3 separate regions of the Homo sapiens genome follow, and all the other regions are linked to region 3. A link is a contact called in ENCODE Hi-C or POLR2A ChIA-PET data. All regions are on one chromosome and are shown on one strand. The core of a region is the stretch at or near the end of the contact, and the rest is flanking DNA. Distances in the headings are between cores, read along the strand shown. Region 1 overlaps NFYC (nuclear transcription factor Y subunit gamma). Region 2 has its middle 17 kb from the start of CITED4. Region 3 overlaps KCNQ4 (potassium voltage-gated channel subfamily Q member 4).

Region 1 (4,724 bases), core at 958-3,457, 38 kb after region 3:
CCACATCCCACAAGTCACACAGCACAGAAGAGAATATATTCCCTGAATGGACTTCAGAAAAAACTCCCAGAAGATCCTGTCACAAAGGTGAGAACAGCATGGCTGCATGCTCATTATTTGCCAGCTCTTAGCTACATGATCACAGCTTATCTTAGGAATTTATCTGACTGACATCATCAGAATGCCTGTACATTAAGTGTGGGCCTCTTTCGCTCCCATCTGTAAAGAGATCCAGCATCTGCCAGGATCCCAAAGCAAACAGCCATCATTCCGCATCATAGCCCTCACACTGCCCTGCCCCATGCTGCACATTTTGGAGGCAAAAGCTGGACTGCTTAACCATCTCTGTCCCCAAGAGCCAGGCTGGATGGGGGTCTGTGGGGCTTTTAGGATCTTTGGTGTTCAGCACTAGCTTCTGGCCAAACACCTCCCAAGGGGAAGCAGAATCAATAAACCTTTCATAGAAAACCCCATCATGGGAAACCAAAGCTACGAAAGCGCCCTTAGAGTCTCTCATGCTTACGATTAAATCTCAGATAATACAATAATACCACATGCTGCATTTAATTGTGTGCTAAAAGCCTTAACTCAGGCTCTTAATGCTCCAGTGTACCATGAAAGTATTAGTGTTTTGAGCTGGGGATGAAAAGAGGACCAAGGCGGTTACCACATCAGAGAACTGTAGCTCAGCAAAGATGATGGTCAGCAGAGGAGGACTGCAGACATTCACACCCTCAATTTAGAGGAAATGAAAGGGGTTCTGGGAGCATGGATAGACTAGGTCTCTATCTGCGGGGTCCAGAAACCACCTGCCCTGGCTGCCCAGCCTGCCTTTGTTGCAAGGGGAAGCTTCTTGTGGCTAACAGGCAAGTATTGCCTCTGCTCTGGAGCAAATTTCCCTCTGGCCTTCAAGAGCTAACTTCACTGCAGGACTCTTCCATGAGGAAAATGCTAATGGGATGAAGCTGCATTCCTGCACGCAGTGTTCAATCAAAATGCTTCTCTGAGACTTCCAGCCTCACAGAATTTGAACTACCGAGAAAAAACGACCTCTCAAGTTCACGGTAGACCATTCCAGAATTGCCCACTTGAGGCAAGATGGAGGGACACCCAATCTAAACCCATTAAAAATCTGGTTCAAAGGAGACAGGGCAAGAGTATTAGGACCTGCAGTCATTTCTTTCCTGAGAATATGCCAAGAGAAGCTGCTGGGAGGCTGTGGTGCCAAGCCTGAATTCCCCACCTAAATCCTATAATGCAGCTTCCTGGCAACAATGTTAAGTTGCTTGTGGGGAGGAAGGCAGCTGGGCAGAAGTTTGGAAAACCTCATCTACAGAGACTGATGGTGGCTAGTTCCAGGAGTCCCCAGAACTCCAGCCAGGGATCACAAGATGAAAAACTAAAGCCTTGTCCCAGGAGTGGGAGAAGGTATACTGACAGCTACAGGGATGTTAAAATTTTCTAGCTGGGAAGAGCTCTTTGCAGAAACCCAAATGTGACTGAAAAGCTGTGAGCCAAATGGTTCCAAGCAGCTCTTCAACAAAGCAAGAAGCTTTCCTTTTTGGCCTAGGTTAAGACATTTGGTGATGATCCGTCCCTCATTCCTCTACAGCAGGACAGGTCTGGGGACCCTCATAGCTTTTTTACATTAATTACAGAGAAAATAAGCTCTGGGTTTTTGAAAGGGAAATAAAGTTTCCTTCCTGAAGCTCATCACTATTAGGAACATTCCAATGAGCTGCCTAAAGAGTCTGGAAATGAAGACTCCTACAGAAGGTGCCTGAGCCAGTGAAGATGAAGTAGTGAATTCTGCAACAAATCTTCTGGGCTAAAGCTCTGTGCCCCAGAGAGTTAAAGTATCTGCAAGGTGGAACTCTTCTCTGTCTTAAATGAACCTGTGGTGGTGCCTTCGCTTGCAAAAATGAGAACCATTCAACAGAAATCTTGGGGTTGAGGACTGAAACAATGAAGCAAGGCAGAGCTCAGTCATCTGCAATCCTGGGTATCGTAAGCACACGTGAGAGAGGTAGAGAAAGAGACATACACACTCCACTTTCCTAAGCTTTCTCTTGGCCTATTACTATGTTAACTTCAGATGAAGAACAATTCCTAAACTGATCTCAGGATACTTTTAGAGTTATTTTCACAGAGGAAGTGGTTAACCAAGTCTACGTGAGTTTCTATACCTGCCTACGTTTCATTTATGACAAAAATGGCAAAGGGCAGGGAATAGAAGGACTGCTCTGTTTCACTCACTTTCCAGTTTTGGGGGGTCAAAATGACCAATGTAAAGACTGCAAGTGTTAAGACAAGGACACATTTTACAAAAGGAGTACAAATAAAAAAGCCAACAAATCTAAGAAATGAAATCCCTCAAGGCACACAGGAAGCAGCAGTCCACAGTAAAGGAATAGATAAGTTATATGAAAGCCAAAAATACACTTTGCTGCAGGCTCCACTGGGAACTGACTCATGAATATGCAACAAGTGTATTTATGGCCTTCCCTATACGCCTCCCTCTTATCCTCTGCTAATCAAATACAGGACTGCCTCACAGGGCCTTTGGGCCTTGGCATGGGTAGTGGTTACAATGATTTCCCTGCATAGGTAGAATGAGGGGAAATCGAGAGAAGCCGCCCAATCGTGGTGAACCTGAACCTAGATTAAAGGAAAGCAGGGAACAAACACAGTGAAGCAAGTTGTGGTCAGGAACACTGGGCATATAGGTTAAAAACAAAACAAACACACACACGCATATATATAAATAAGTACTGAGGGCTGGGCGTGATGGCTCATGCCTGTAATCCCAGCACTTTGGGAGGCCGAGGCGGGCGGATCACCTGAGGTTAGGAGTTAGAGACCAGCCTGGCCAACACTGTGAAACCCCATCTCTACTAAAAATACAAAAATCAGCCGGGCATAGTGGCACGTGCCTATAATCCCAGCTACTCGGGAGGCTGAGGCAGGAGAATCGCTTGAACCTGGGAGGCGGAAGCTGCAGTGAGCTGAGATCAAGCCACTGCACTTCATCAGTCTGAGTGACACAGCAAGACCTGTCTCCTAAAAAGAAAAAAAGGATTATGCATGCGTGTGATATATATCTCTATATATATATCAAGGTATATATATAGCTACAGATATATATATCAAGGTATATATATAGCTATAGATATACATATCAAGGTATATATAGAGACATACATATATATATCAAGGTATATATATAGCTATAGATATATATATCAAGGTATATATATAGCTATAGATATACATATCAAGGTATATATAGAGATATACATATATATATCAAGGTATATATATCTTTAAGTATTTCCTTCTATAAAGTTGTAAAGACAGACCTCAGGGCAGGACTCACCGGGATCTGCTGGATCTCTCCTGTGTTAGTGATGATCTGCTGCATCACCTGCATGGTCTGTCCAGTGCCACTCTGGGCCTGTTGGGCTTGACCCTGTGGCTGAGCCTGGACAATCTGCACCTGCTGACCTTCTCCAACCTGCATTGTCACAGGTGTGGTCTGAAAGGAAGAGTTATGAGAATGCTGCGTGAGTTCAGGCTCAGAGCCCACAGGATTACCGAGAGGTTAATAACGAGCAATGTGCTGGGAGCAAACCCTCTCCATGAATGCCTAAGGTCATCTCAGTACTAGTAATAACCTACAGAGTCCTCTGGGTTTACAGCATTGCTGAAGTTACTCTCCAAAACGAAAGAAAAACCAAAAATATTTTTAGGCTCACAGTACAAATATTTGCATGGGTCCCAAACATAAATCTCTGTGCCCCAAATGCTGCAACTTTTCACAGCCCCTTTAGTGATAAGGCACATACACTACAGAAAAAATCAAAAGCAACCATGACCGTTTACTTCAGAAATAGCCAAAGTCAAGTCTGGGGCAGGTGAATTTGGAGGGGAACATTAAATGGAAAGGGTCAGTATGAATTTATTTAGTTCAGGGTCATGTGCTCTTTCTTAGGCATGTAAGACACTGAGAGAAAAATAAAGCACAGGGGTGCATCTCCAAGGCGGGCCCTAGTGCACGCTGGCTCTCACCCCATTCAAGCTGCAGAGCAATTCCTGCCCACACTGGCCAGATGGCTGCTCTGGACCACAGTATGGCTTCCCAAAGGAGAGCAAACACTGCTAACTCACTGGGCACTGTTAAGACACAGACTCTTAACTAAGTCTACCCCTAATTAATAGAATTTAAGAAAGCAAGAACTCTAACTTTCTAAAAATAGCAATCTCAGATTTAAGAAATTTCTGCCCAATGTGTATGACTTGGCAGATTCTGTCTCTCACACACAATGGTTGTAGTCCTATGAAATGTACTCTTTTGAGACGGTAAAGACACAAGCTGCCAAAAGGGTCAATTATTCTTTCAAATCTCAAACCTTTAGTACTGTTTGTGACTTTTACAGGTTACCTAGAGCAGTGAGCCTATCTGGGCTCATCTGGTGGTGGTAGTGATGGGGGGTGGCGGGGGTGTGGGCGTGGGTGGAGCCTTTTAAACTACACCTGTACACCCAATCCCTGACTTGAATTCCATCACTATCTCTCCTCACTTTGAATTAATCACCTCAATAAGAAGACTATGGAACTCTCAATGAATCATAAACTTCAACCGATGTTGCTATTCTGATGTTCTTAATTCTGACTGCATAGGTTACTGAAAATTACAACTATGCATCCAAAGTTACAAGGGAAGG
Region 2 (4,147 bases), core at 910-3,409, 43 kb before region 3:
TAATGATTGGCTGATGGTTTCCTTTGAAGGAAAACAAAGGCCTGCCTTCTTCCTTCAGTTTAGCACAACTCTTCGGGGATAGATGAGCTCTAGGGCTCCTGAGGATCAGCAGCTACCTCAGTTGCTATCGCATAGTAGATCAACCTCTCCTTCTGTCTAATCCTACCTCCTACCTTCCTTATAGATGAATCTCCTGAGCACACTCCCCTAAAAACCTTCTGCACACCACTCTCTGTCTCGGAATTGGTTTCCAGGAAACCTGCTGTAAGACAGATAGGCAAGTACACACCATGCAAGGGTAACCATGGCAATGGCAAGGAAGGAAGGAAGACTTTCAGACAAAGAATACAATCGACTACAATAGTTACATAAAGGATACATCACAGAGACAGATCTATTTTGCCTGCAGCAAAATGCTAGGCACATGCTCAATGTGTATGTAAGGGGAGAATTGAGGCCACCTCTGGGAGGTTCCCATTTTTTATTGCACTGATTATATTTTGTATATTAGGATTCCAAATAGGTTATGCTGTAGCAAAGGTTCCTGGGCCTTCAAAAAAGGGTTTTCAAATCACTTGGTTCCATGATGTCTATAGCTCTGTTCAGCTCTGCCAGTTGGGATGGGGCAAACCCGAGTGATTCTCAGATCCTGTGCATTTACAGCAGAAAATGCGTCAGGTTGGTGGGTGAAATCCCTGTTGCAGGTGTCATTGGCTGAATTGCATCCCTCCAAAATTCATATGCTGAAGTTCTAACCCTCAGTTCCTCAAAATGTGACTGCATTTGGAGATAGGGCCTTTAAAGAGGTAATCAAGTTAAAATGGGTTTTTTAGGGTGAGCTCTAATCCAATATTACTGGTATCCTTATAAGAAGAGGCGATAAATACATCAACAAGCAAAAACCAACCCCATTAAAAAGTGAGCAAAGGATAGGAACAGACAATTCTCAAAAGAAGATATACAAGTGGCCAAAAAACATGAAAAAATGTTCAGCATCAATCATCACTAATCATCAGAGAAATGCAAACGTAAACTACAATGAGATATCATCTCACACTAGTCAGAATGGCTATTATTAAAAAGTCAAAAAATAACAGATGTTGGCGGGGTTACAGAGGAAAGGGAATGATTATACATTCTTGGTGAGAATGTAAATTAGTTAAGCAATTTGGAGAGTTCTCAGAGAACTAAATATAAAACTACCATTCCACTCAGCAATCTCATGACTAGATATATACCCAAAGGAAAATAAATCATTCTACCAAAAAAACACATGCAACTGTATGTTCATTGTAGCACTCTTCACAATAGCAAAGACATGGAATCAACCTAGGTATCCATCAATGGTGGACTGGATAAAGAAAATGTGGTGCGTATATACCATGGAATACTATGCAGCCATAAAAAGAAGGAAATCATGTCCTTTGCAGCAACTTGAGCAGCTGGAGGTTATTATCCTAAGCAAACTAATGCAGAAACAGAAAGCCAAATACTGCATGTTCTCACTTATAAATGGGAACTAAACATTAGTTACACATGGACATAAAGATGGCAACAATTGACACTGCAGACCACAAGAAGGGAGAGGGAGGGAGGGGATCAAGGGTTGAAAAATGACCTGTTGGGTACTGTGCTCCCTACCTGGGTGATAGGTTCTGTCGTATCCCAAACCTCAGCATCATGCACATCATGCAATATACCTTAGTAACAAACCAGCACATGTGTCCCCAAACCTAAAATAAAACTTGAAAAAAGAAAAGAAAAAGAAAACTAGGAACACAAAGAAGAAGAGGAGGAGGAGGAGGAGGAAGAGGAAGAGGAGATTATTAGGACACAGAGAGAGACCTCAGACCTGTGTACATAGAGAACAAGAGATAATCATGCAAAGATACCAGAAGAAGGCAGCCTCTACAATCATAGGAGAGAGGCCTCAGAATGAAACCAACCCTGCTGATAACTTGGTCTTGAATTTCCAGCCTCCAGAACTTTGACTGTGTGATCATGCACTTCTGTTGTTTAGACCTTCCAGTCCATGATATTTGCTATGCCATCCCACACAGACCAACACACCGTGGTAGCAGCTATCACGGTCCTGCTATACACAGAGGTGGGTGGTAGGGGAAGATGTGCCTCTCAGCTTCTCAGAGGGAAAACGAAACTGTTTTAACAATTGGAGCTGTCAAAAGTACGTGAAATATGGCCCAGTGCAGTGGCCACTGCACTCTGCACTCTCAAAAAAACAAAAGTACATGAAATAAATTATCTAAATAGAGAAATAACTGCATGGGTTTTTTTAGATCTACAAGAGTGTAAACATCGCAACGTATTCAGAGCACCCATCAAAGTGAGCTGAGCCCCTTGGTACAGCTTCTGAGCCTGGGCCTCCAGAGGCCTGATGGCTTCTGCTTTTGCCCTCTTGCCATATGAAGAAGTACAGTCTAATCTACTGGAGGATGAGAAGCTCCATAGAACAGAGATGAGCCGTCTTGCCTGCAGACCAACTCACACCAGATTGCAGACACGTGGGGAAGGCCCTCTTGGGCCATCTAGACCCTGTTGATGCCAGATGATTGCAAGCACATTAGTGACCCCAGGTGAGACCAGCAGAGCTGTTCAGCTGAGTTCACCCCAAATTGCTGACCCACAGAATCAAGAGTAAATAAAATAAAATAGTTGTTATTTTAAGCCATTAAGGTTTTTTGTTGGTGGTTTTTTGTTTGTTTGTTTGTTTGTTTTGGAGACAGAATCTTGCTCTGTTGCCCAGGCTGGAGTGCAGTGGCATGATCTTGGCTCACTGCAACCTCCACCTCCCGGGTACAAGCAATTCTCTGCCTCAGCCTCCTGAGTGACTGGGACTACAGGCGCACGCCACCATACCAGGCTAATTTTTGTAATTTTTAGGAGATGGGGGTCTCATCATGTTGGCCAGGCTGGTCTTGAACTCCTGGCCTCAAGTGATCCACCCACCTCGGCCTCCCAAAGTGCTGGGATTACAGGCATGAGCCACCACATCTGTCCTAAACCATTAAGTTTTAAAATAAGTTGTTACAAAGCAATAGATAAATGACACACCAAGCTAAAATTGTATCTGCTGTCAAGGCCGTATTTGATGACAGTTTGGGGACTCCCAGAGCCACCTGCAAACTCTCCTTGCTGAGCCAGGCAAATTTAGAAGATAAACAGTAGCTGTGCATTGGTTAATTGTGCATCTGTCTCCCCCAGGGGCTGGATGACCTCAGGGCTGTAACTTGTTCTCCCGTGTCTGTTCATCCTGTATATTGTGCTGAGGCAGGGTCTGGCATATAGCGGGTGCTCAATAGACATTTAACTCAATTAGTGAAATGTCATGGGACTTGTTCGGGTTACCAGCACCTCCTGCTCGGGTGACTGCAGCAGTCTCCTACCTGCTCTCCCCACACCCACACTTACTCCCTCAAATACATCTTCCATCCCAGGAAAAAAAAAAAATTCTAAAATGCAAATCTACCCCAGTGTGCTGCCTGAGAAAAATCTTTTATTGTCTCCCCACTGCTATCATGGCTAAGTCCTATCTCTTTGGAATGATTAATGAAATCCTGTAAACTTTGACCCCTAATTCTAAAGTCCCATCTTGCACCCCTCTCTCCGTTGCTGTCTGGGACCAGCCACGGGATTTCTTTCTGTTCCTTTCATCTACCACACTCACTGGTGCCTCTGGACCCTATCACATACTGTGCCTTTTCCTGGAACATCACCACCACTGCCACCACCCCAGTTCCCAGGCCTGGCTCCATCCTACCTGTCCTTCAGTACATTTGGTTGTCCATTTTGTCTGATTGAGAGATGACAAGAAGTATGGATCTACACTGATTTATGGGCAGTGGCTAATGGTTTGGCTGGATGGTCAGGGGTTCAGAAAGCACAGAACTGGAGGACTGGCCATAAGAAAAACTGGGAGAGACTAGTAGATGGACTTTCAGAAATGACACAGAATATGAAGATATTTGTATTCCAAGTAAAATCTCACCCAAAGTCATCCATGGCAGAGGCAGCTCTTGATAATTCGATGGACAAGATGGCACATTGGATGGATGTCAGCCAGCCTCTCTCCCTAGTCTCTCCAGCGCATTCTCCATATGTTTATGTACAATGTGGTCATGGTGGCCAG
Region 3 (4,377 bases), core at 1,366-3,865:
CCAGTTCACCCCTCCCTAGGCAACTTGATGGTCCTCTGTTCCCAGGAGGTCACCATATTTATGCCAAACTTAGTGTGGACACCTGATTGGAATAGCTCACCACAGCCCAGAACTCCTGGGCTCAAATGATCCTCCCACCTCAGCTGCCTGAGTAGCTGAGACTACAGGCACATGCCACTTCACCCTGTGTGACTTTTTTTTTTTTTTTTTTTTGAGACAGGGTCTCACTCTGTTACCCAGGCTGGAGTGCAGTGGTGCAATCACGGCTCACTGCAGCCTCAACCTCCTGGGCTCAAACAATCCGCCAGCCTCAGCCCCCTGAGTAGCTGGGGCCACAGGTGGGTGCCACCATGCCCGACTAATTTATATTTATTTTTTGTAGAGACAGGGTCTCCCCATGTTGCCCGGGCTCGTCTCGAACTCCTGGGCTCAAACAATTCTCCTGCCTCCATCTCCCAAAGTGCTGGGCTTACAGGCATGAGCCACTACCAGCTGATGATGGTGACTTGTATGAGGGGAAGCGGAAGTGGCAAGATATGACCAGATACTGGCTATATCTGGGCACTGAAAGGTCCCTTAGAGATTAACCAACCTTCTCATTTATAGATGGGGAAACTGAGTCCCAGAGAGGGGCCTGGCTTACCTGTGATCATACAGTAGATCAGAGACAGAGTTGGGCCTGGCACCCAGATTTCCTGATTCCTAATGCAATGTTCTTTGGATTTCTCCTCTGTCTGTAGAAGGACTCAGGCACCTGCCTCTCACTCCCACCTCAAAAATTCCCTCATCCTGGGGCCAAGATGGGACCTGCCCCTGCCCTTCCTGCTGCATGTGACTTTGTGGCAGTGGGTTCAAGCATTGCCCAGTTTCCCAGCTACTTGAACCTGGCAGGGGTCAGGGTAACCTCAAAGGAGCCTTCTGTCCTCTGAGTCAGCAGAACCTGTGCACTATATTGGGGGAGGGAGAGGGAGGGAAGAGTCCAAGACAAGGGAAAGAGTTAGTCCTTGCCACTGGGTTCTCAGTACTTCCAGGGCAGAGAGAGCACCAAGAGCTGACAGGGTCGAAGAGGAGCACCGTGGAGGGCAGAGTTCCCTGGGGAGCTCAGGTGCCAAGACTGAGCCCAGCCCAGGAGTTCTGTAGACTCAGCCATTGAGGACCCCACCCAGTGGGTGGTTTGGGGACACAATGAGGAAGAGGGGTTTCAATGCCTTTGTTACTAATAAGCAAAGCAGCATGCAAACTCACAGGCCACACCTGGGGCATCTGGTTACAGCTGCCCTGAGAGCCATGCTCCCAGTGGGAACCCCAAATCCAGGACCAGCCAGACTGAATCCAGTGGGCTTTGCAAGCTGGAAAAGGCTTGCTGTGTGACTCGAGGCCAGGAGCGCAGCTTCTCTGGGCCTGACCCACAGCTAAGGTGGAAGGGTGGTTGGGAGGGTCTTTAACTGGAAGCTGGGAGGACATCTGCAGATACTCTTCTTAGTTTCCTCCGCCTGTAAAGAGAAAGGCTGCCCAGCCTGCAGGCCCAGCTGATGGAGGCAGGATCCTGAGTGGTGGCTGTGAGAGAGGTGTCAGGATTGGGGGGCAGCAGAGGGAGAAGCAGAAGGGCGTGGACACAGCTAGAAAGCTGGGTCGGTGGGTTCTGTCTCCTGACTCCGCCACCAGTCAGCTGAAGACTTGGGAAACTGTGTCTGAGTCTCAGCTTATTCCTCAGTGGGAGGAAGGGATTGGGTGGGAGTCTCTGAGGGCCCTATTTTTTGCTGATCCATCTGGGACTGGCAATTCCAGCTTCCCTAATGGGAAGCAAGGCCGTGGACGGCTCCTGAAGCTGCCAGTCCTCAGGGACTTCTGTGTTCTGGGAGTCCCCAGAAGAGGGTCTTTTACATTTCATTTACATGGAAAGTTTAGAGGGACCTCCTTCTACCTCCAAAACCCTCCCATAATTGAATAATGATAAGCAGAACTTCCAGTAACTTACTAACCACAGAAACCGTGCTGGAGATAGGGGGAAGGGGACAAATTGTATCTCTGGTCCTGATGCCCCCTCCTCTTCTAAATGAGGCAGACAGTCCCTAAATGTATCTCAGTCAAAAGAATGGGCTTGAATTCAGCTCTGCTCTGCCTTGGCTGTGTGACTTTTAGCAAGTTAACTGTCCCTCTCAGGACTCAGTTTCTTCGTCTTTCTAATGGGACCAATGATCCCTGGTCCGGCAGTCTGGAGGCAGGGGTCTCCCCTGGGTGAACCTACAGAGGGGTTGCAGAAAGGCTTGGGTTCACGTAGGGACAAGGGAAGCAGACACCCTGCGCGACTTCTCGGGAGAGGTACGGGTTCCTGCGGGGAGGGCTCCTGGGGGACTCCTCCCCCAGCACAGCCCTCGGCCCCCTTCCCCCGCCCGGGCTCCTTCTCCTCAGCAGGGGCGCCACTGCTCGGCACTCCCAGGTGCCCCCAGCCCGCCTCGGCGAGGGCGGGGCTTACGGAAATGGGCGGGGCATGCCGGGGGCGGGGAATGGTGGGCGGGGCTCTTGCGTCCCTGGGAGGGGCGGGGCTTTGCCAATGCCAGGCCCCGAGAGCGGGAGGGGCCGGGGCGGTGCTGCGGCTCCGATTACCTCCCCGCGGCCTCCCCCGCCCGGCCGGCTACTTTTTCCGTTTCCAAATTAACAATTGAAAACGCGGCGGCCTGAAAGGCGAGCAGCGGGCCAAGCGGAAAGTGTGAAGGTGCCGCCGCGTCCCCGAGGCCAGGGGCGGAGAGGGGGGACGCGACGCCACCGCCGCCTCGGCCTCGCCCTTCCACCTCACAGCACCATCCTAAAGGGCTCTTGGAGTAGGTAGTTTCACGTGTGACCTCAAGTAAGTCATTTCACCTTACGGAGACTCAGTTTCCTCATCCGGAAAATGGGGAGAGAAGACACACCGACCATACAGATAGTGCGGAATAAATTACACAATAGGTAGCAACTATTACTATCTTGTATGGGTAATGATGATAATATTGAGTCCCAAGCCCCCTTCCCCCTCCCATCATAGCCAAAGGAGTTGCCCACCAAGGGAGAATACTGGAGCTGAGGTCCAGTATTCTGGTCCCCTCGCCTCCTCAGGACCTCCCCAAATCCCACCTGACAGATAAAGAAATCAAAGTCGGGTCCTTGCAAAGGGCTCAAAGTCAGGAGTGAGTAGGAAGAACTAGGCCTGAGCCCAGGTCCTGGCCCCGAGGGCCAGGCTGTTCTTACAGAGACAGGTGCTCCCTGGGGCTGGCATCCTGGGCATGGGACCCCTTCTCCTCTGTCATTGTCCAGAGAGGTGAGTGCTGACACAGGGCAGCTGGAACAAATGAGTAGGTAATGGGAAGAGTCCCTGTTCCCAGGCATCCAGCCCAGGCACAGGTGCCAGATGGTAGACACCGGGGATAGATACAGTTCCTGGTTCTCCCGCCCCCCTCAATGTAAGCTCCATGAATGCAGGTACTTGATCTTGTTCCTACTTTCTCTCCAAAACCTAGTGCAGGGCCTGGTGCATTGTAGGTTCTCAATAAATGTTGAGTGAATGAATGAATAAATGAACGAATGAGTAGTCCAGCCAGCTGAGAAAAGCCTCTTATACAACTGCGGCCTCTTGCCTGGCCACTTGTGTGAAGTGGCCTGCTTTGGAGAGGGGGTTTAGGGTGAGTGCCCCTCTCCCCAGCCTGGAGACCTAGGGCAGTGGAATAGCAGGAGAAGAAGACAAAAACTGAGACAGAACAAAGGAGGAGGAGATAGGAGATGTGGTCCCAGAAAGCAGAGTTAAGATCCCCTCTTTCTTCCTAGCCCCTCAAGTCCCATTCCTGGTCAGCCCAGGACTCACCCCCATTCCCCTTCCCCCCAGCCAGCCTCTCACTGACCACCACAATTCCAGCCCCCTATCCCCACCTCCAGTCCACTTACCTTGCAGTCTGAATGCCTCTTCCTCAGCCCCTACCCCATTTACAATCCTACAACAGCTTCTTACTGTTAAAATAGAAAACCCAAGCTCCTTAGACCAGCGTTTGAGGCTGTACACACATCCTAAGCACCAGCGACACTCGACTTCTCCACTCCCTGTACATTTCCACCTTGGTGGCTTTTGTACTGTCTCCCCTTCTTGGGCTGTCTCTCTTCCACCTCATCCATCCATGATCGGCTTTGAATAGAGGAGCTTCTTTAGCCCCTCGTTAGGATTCCAGGGCCCCTGTGGGCCCCCTCAGGCACCCCTTCTCACACTATTCTACAAGAGGGAGAGTGTTCCTACCCGCTTACTCCTCACTGAGATCCATCCCTCTAGGGCAAGGCCAGTCTGGCTCCTCCACAACCCCCAGGCTGGCCCCAGCTGATGCTCAGACAGTATCTGGGGAGTGAACAGAAAGA

What was found. A loop is a pair of places that touch in the nucleus more often than their neighbours do. ChIA-PET counts read pairs that join two places held with the same protein, here RNA polymerase II (POLR2A). Pooled maps may share reads with other maps.
Region 1: a loop to region 3 is called in a map of posterior vena cava, with 7 times the contacts of the local background. The contact joins two enhancer-like sites. A Hi-C loop is called at or near these places in 3 of 168 maps with a recorded cell type or tissue (CD4-positive, alpha-beta T cell, naive thymus-derived CD4-positive, alpha-beta T cell and posterior vena cava), 1 of 37 single-sample maps with no recorded cell type and 11 of 50 pooled maps. POLR2A ChIA-PET finds 5 or more read pairs at or near these places in 8 of 52 experiments (CD8-positive, alpha-beta T cell, H1, K562 and 5 more).
Region 2: a map of gastrocnemius medialis shows a loop between it and region 3 (11-fold over the local background). The contact joins two enhancer-like sites. A Hi-C loop is called at or near these places in 8 of 168 maps with a recorded cell type or tissue (HL-60/S4, HepG2, gastrocnemius medialis and 4 more), 8 of 37 single-sample maps with no recorded cell type and 10 of 50 pooled maps. POLR2A ChIA-PET finds 5 or more read pairs at or near these places in 5 of 52 experiments (HEK293, OCI-LY7, WTC11 and 2 more).

Annotation. Positions count from the first base shown.
Region 1 is chr1:40,761,699-40,766,422 of GRCh38, reverse strand. It overlaps NFYC (nuclear transcription factor Y subunit gamma), which reads right to left. Exons shown (of 10, transcript NM_014223.5): 7 at 3,377-3,535. Among named protein-coding and RNA genes, the nearest start is that of MIR30C1, 6.8 kb to the right of the region's middle. RefSeq lists enhancers at 1,910-2,009, 2,110-2,159. Within about 2 kb of position 2,207, at least 3 of the 41 ENCODE cell types and tissues checked have a DNase peak (open chromatin) inside an H3K27ac peak, as active enhancers do.
Region 2 is chr1:40,843,348-40,847,494 of GRCh38, reverse strand. No RefSeq gene overlaps it. Among named protein-coding and RNA genes, the nearest start is that of CITED4, 17 kb to the left of the region's middle. Within about 2 kb of position 2,159, at least 2 of the 41 ENCODE cell types and tissues checked have a DNase peak (open chromatin) inside an H3K27ac peak, as active enhancers do.
Region 3 is chr1:40,800,654-40,805,030 of GRCh38, reverse strand. All of the region lies in intron 1 of KCNQ4 (potassium voltage-gated channel subfamily Q member 4), which reads right to left. It also overlaps the pseudogene RN7SL326P. Among named protein-coding and RNA genes, the nearest start is that of KCNQ4, 19 kb to the right of the region's middle. RefSeq lists silencers at 2,556-2,740, 2,250-2,849. Within about 2 kb of position 2,615, at least 24 of the 41 ENCODE cell types and tissues checked have a DNase peak (open chromatin) inside an H3K27ac peak, as active enhancers do.